2 separate regions of the Homo sapiens genome follow, and region 2 is linked to region 1. A link is an interaction called in ENCODE POLR2A ChIA-PET data of the cell type or tissue named here. Cell type or tissue: CD4-positive, alpha-beta T cell. All regions are shown on one strand.

What was found. ChIA-PET counts read pairs that join two places held together with the same protein. Peaks named below come from ENCODE experiments on the same cell type or tissue, not always from the same donor. Only the 100,000 strongest peaks of a DNase experiment are listed, where the experiment ranks them.
Region 2: POLR2A ChIA-PET joins it to region 1 with 8 read pairs; 2 of 35 experiments call an interaction of 5 or more read pairs at or near these places.

Annotation. Positions count from the first base shown.
Region 1 is chr10:21,851,634-21,854,133 of GRCh38, forward strand. All of the region lies in intron 8 of DNAJC1 (DnaJ heat shock protein family (Hsp40) member C1), which reads right to left. Among named protein-coding and RNA genes, the nearest start is that of DNAJC1, 150 kb to the right of the region's middle. In CD4-positive, alpha-beta T cell, no CTCF peak of the experiment used is centred here; no DNase peak of the experiment used is centred here.
Region 2 is chr10:21,709,842-21,712,341 of GRCh38, forward strand. The region is part of intron 13 of MLLT10 (MLLT10 histone lysine methyltransferase DOT1L cofactor); the gene reads left to right. Among named protein-coding and RNA genes, the nearest start is that of MLLT10, 180 kb to the left of the region's middle. RefSeq lists enhancers at 1,135-1,234, 1,204-1,704. In CD4-positive, alpha-beta T cell, no CTCF peak of the experiment used is centred here; a DNase peak (open chromatin) is centred at 1,090.

The DNA.
Region 1 (2,500 bases):
GTATATACCCAAAGCAATTGAAAACATAAACTCAAATAACCATACACACATTTGTAGCACCATCATTTACAATACGTAAAAGGTAGAAACAGCCCAAACATTTATCAATGGATGAATGGATAAACAAATTGTAAGATACGGCCGGGCGCAGTGGTTCATGCCTGTAATCCCAGCACTTTGGGAGGCCGAGACGGGTGGATCACTAGGGCAGGAGATCGATACCATCCTGGCTAACACAGTGAAACCCCATCTCTACTAAAAATACAAAAAATTAGCTGGCCTGGTGGCGGGCGCCTGTAGTCCCAGCTACTCGGAAGGCTGAGGCAGGAGAATGGTGTGAACCCGGGAGGCGGAGCTTGCAGTGAGCCGAGATCACGCCGCTGCACTCCAGCCTGAGCGACAGAGTGAGACTCTGTCTCAAAAAAAATAAAAAATAAAAAAAATAAAAAATTGTGAGATACACACACACACACACACACACACACACACACACACACACACGGAATATTATTCAGCCATAAAAAGATTGATACTAGCTACAAAGTGGATGACCATCAAAATATGCTAAGAGAAAGGAGGCAGAAACAAAAGGTCACATACTGTATGAGTTCCTTTAAATGAAATATTCAGAACAGGTAAATTCATAGAGACAAAATGCAGACTGGTGGTTGTCACGGGCTGGTGGAGGTGGGCAATGAGAAGCAATTGCTCAATGGGTACAGTTTCCTTTTGAGGTGATATCATGTTTTGGAGCTAGACAGAGGTGGTGGTTGGACAACACTGTGAATGTCCTAAATGCTACTGAATTGTTCATTTTAAAAGGTTAATTTTATGTTATATGGATTTCACCTCAATTTTTAAAAACTCTTATAGCAACAATAAAATCATACCTCATTGTGAGATCCACCAGAAAAGCTAAAATGAAAAAAGACATACAATATCAAGTGTTGTCAGGGTGTGGAGCAACAGAAATCCTCATGAACTAACTGGTGGATGTATAAATTGGTTACAATTACTTGGGAAGACTGGCAACATTTACCAGACGTAAACCATATGCATACCAAGCATAATGCTTGGTTAGGTGCTCAATAAATATTTATTGATTGAACTAACGAAGTACCCACTTTTTTTTTTTTTAGGTACTATGCTAAGAAACAGGACATAAATGAAAAGATATGGTTTGCTCTCCTAATAAAGATACACACACAAATGATTATAATATGCTTATATTGTGGAGGGTGGATATTGTAGTGGTTTTGGAGTCAGATCATTTGAGTTCTGACTCCACCATTTACTAGTTAGCTATGATTTTCAGCAAGTCTGAATTTTATTTCTGCATCAATTATAAAATATCTTTCCTTTCCACTCTCACTCCACAGTTTCAGTCTACTGCTGCTACTTTCACCTTTACAAAACAGAGCATGTCAATACCCCATTCCTTCCAGCTAAAAATCCAAAGATTCCCTACTACATAAAATAATCTAAACTTCTTATCTTGGCATTCAAAAACTTCTACATTTTGTTACCTACCTTTCTTTCCAGCTTTATCTCATATTCTACTCCTGCCATGTTCCAGAAGTCATTCTGGCCTGCTATATCTTATTTGGAATATACTGTTGAAATGTCTTGGCTTTGTGTCTTTGCGCCACATGTGTTTCTTCCAAGAATTCACTCTCTGTACTTTGAGTATTGTTAGTTCATGAGAAAGTGAGTCTTTCATGGTACTATATATTGATAAAGGGTCTTTTGCATTTAATTTTACTTAACATGTAGATTAACCCTGGGAGAGAGTAAACTGACCACGTTTATGGAAGTAGTCTGATACACACTAAAAATGAATAAAAATTAGCATTCAGGAGCACACTTTGGCCTCCCTGACCTTTTATTTCGGTAAAAAAAGTTATTTCCTCAATACTAACCATATTGTTGTACCAGAATATCTCTACTTAAAAACTGTCACTGACAGCCTGGCCAACATGGTGAAACCCTGTCTCTCCTAAAAATATAAAAATTAGCTGGGCGTGGTGGTGCACACCTGTAATCCTAGCTCATCAGGAGGCTGAGGCAGGAGAATTGCTTGAACCCAGGAGGCAGTGGTTGCAGTAAGCCGAGATTGCACACTCCAGCCTGGGCGACAGAATGAGACTCCATCTCAAAAAAAAAAAAAAAAAAAAAAAAAAAAAGACTATCACTGGGGAAACTGCTTTTCTGGTTCATCCATTTGAATCTAATCCAGTGTCAAAACTTATCAAGTTAGCTCTGCCACCCCTGTTATTCCTAGTTGTGAATATGGGAAGATACTCCCAGAAGTTTAAAATGACGGAAATAAGATTGTCCTTTGAAAGATCAACACATAAAGGATAAGAACATGTAATAGACATTGAGTGATTAAGTGAAACAAATTAGTGGCATCAGTCTAATTCACCAACTCAATTTAATTACATTTACCCTATAGACACTACAGTGGATACAAAGATAAAAAGGCCATGAACTCAACCAT
Region 2 (2,500 bases), 140 kb before region 1:
GTTCTCCCACCTCAGCCTCCCAAGTAGCTGGGACTACAGGCACACACCACCATGCTTGACACCACACCCAGCTAATTTTGCATTTTTGGTAGAGATAGGATTTCACCATGTTGCCCAGGCTGGTCCTGGGCTCAAAGAGATCTGCCCACCTTGGCCTCCCAAAGTGCTGGGATTACAAGCATGAGCCACTTGCACCAGGCCATTCCTTTGAAATTCTTAGAGCAGTTTATAAGATTCTCTATCTTAGTTTTCTAAGTTTGCCCTTTGTGATCTATTTTTGTTTGTTTACCCTTTAAATGGTAATGTTATTTAGGGTTCTGTCTTTGGTTCTCTTCTCTTGATCATGCTGAGAACTTTCCCTGGGTGATTCCATTTTTGTTCCTTGGCCTTGACCATTGTGTTCATATCAAGAGTTGTAAGTAAAATACTTATGGGGCCACATAGGTAACATAAATGAGTGACATGGTAAGGGATGATGGAGATGCTGATGGATTAAAGTCTCTATGCCCTGTTCAGAGCTCTGGTCAGATTGTTGCTCTTTTATAATATAGTATCCAGTGTTGGCAAATCTTCAGTTTTTCAAGAGATATTAGGCATCTAGAGTTCTTAATGGGAAATTTCTTATTTCTATAATAATTATGAGCAACTGGTTAAAATTTCAACCATAGTGCAGACCAATAGTAAGTATTTTTAGTTTGCAGGTTTACTTACTGTAACTTACCATGCTTCTCACTCCTAGATTTATGTCTTCAGATCTGAATTTCCTGCTGGGTTTTAGGCTTATCCCATTGTGTTCTATATGTAGGAGTTCTGTGTCCCACAGGCATCTCAAAGACCATGACCCTGAACCTCTTAATTTGTATTAGGAAGTGATTTCATTTATAGGATACCTGTGAGTTTGAATCATTATTTCACCACCTACTAGCTCACCAAAAAAGTTACTTTATTTCTTTAAAGTTCTGTTTGCTCATATGTGAAATGGGAGTAATATTTACCTCATTGAGTTCTTATACTAGCACAGTTACTTCCGTACAGTAACCAAACACTGCTTTCAGTTGCTGTTCCTGTTTCAGTGAATGGTATCACTACATGTACTTACTTATGCTTAAGAGTCATTGGTGACTCTACCCTTGTTTTTATTTTTCAGGTCTAATTAGTCACCAGGTTCTATTGGTCTAATAGAATTTTCAGGTCTAATTAGTCACCAAGTCCTTAGAATTTATCCTGCTCTACTGCATGTTTCTTCCTCAAACCGTCCTTCACCTCTGTACTGCAGCCCCTTTAGAAATTAGCTTGAGAGGCCAGATGTGGTGGCTCAAACCTGTAATCCCAGCACTTTGGGAGGCCGAGACGGGCAGATCACCTGAGGTCAGGAGTTTGAGACCAGCCTGGCCGACATGGTGAAACCCCATCTCTAGTAAAAATACAAAAATTAGCTGAGTGTGATGGCACGTGCCTGTAATCCCAGCTACTAGGGAGGCTGAGGCAGGAGAATCACTTGAACCCGCGGGTAGAGGTTACAGCGAGCCGAGATTGCACCACTGCACTCCAGCCTGGGCAACAGAGCAAGACTTCACCTCAAAAAAGAAACTAGCTTGAGGCTGGGCATGGTGGCTCATGCGTGTGATGCCAGCACTTTGGGAGGTTGAGGTGGGAGGACCACTTGAGCTCAGGAGTTTGAAATCAGCCTGTCAGCATAGTGAGACCCCATCTCTTAACCCACCGACCCCACAACCAACGCAAAAAAAAAAAAAAAAAGCCAGGTGTGGTGGCATTCGCCTGTGGTCCCAGCTACTTGGGAGGCTGAGGCAGGAGGGTCGCTTGGCCCAGGAGGTCAAGGCTGCAGTGAGCTATGATTGCACCACGGCACTCCAGCATAGGTGAGAGAGACTCTGTCTCAGAAAACAAACAAACAAAAGATAGAAAAGAAATTAGCTTGAAAAGCAACAACATCTCTTCCAGTAAGTTTTTTGGCTCACCACTTTTCTCACTCCAGGTCTGAATTAGATACCTCTTTTTCTGTGCTCCTAGCCTCCTGAGGATGTCTCTGTCATAGTGCTCTCCACAACTGTTTGTAATGCCTTTTTTCTACGCAACTTCTTGAAGGCAAAGACTACCTATCTTGAATGGCTTTTTATCTCCAGGGCTTAGAATAATGCCTGGCAAATAATGAGTTCAGTGATGTTTGCAGAATGAATGCATTGGCTAAATATATCATTTTTCTGGAGAAATTGTAGATATAAAAAAGATCCCGACGCCTTAATTATAGCTGTAAGGCTTTTTAAAATGTCCCAGTTGTTTTGTTTTCCCTGTTTGAATAAGATTCTAGGTGCTTTAATTTATTATATAAGTCAATAACTTCATTTATTTATTTATTTATTTTTAAAGACAGAGTCTTGCTTTATTGCCAAGGCTGGAGTGCAGTGATACAATCACGGCATGGTTCACTACAACCTTGAACTTCCAGGCTCAAGTGATCCTCACACCTCAGTCCCCAAGG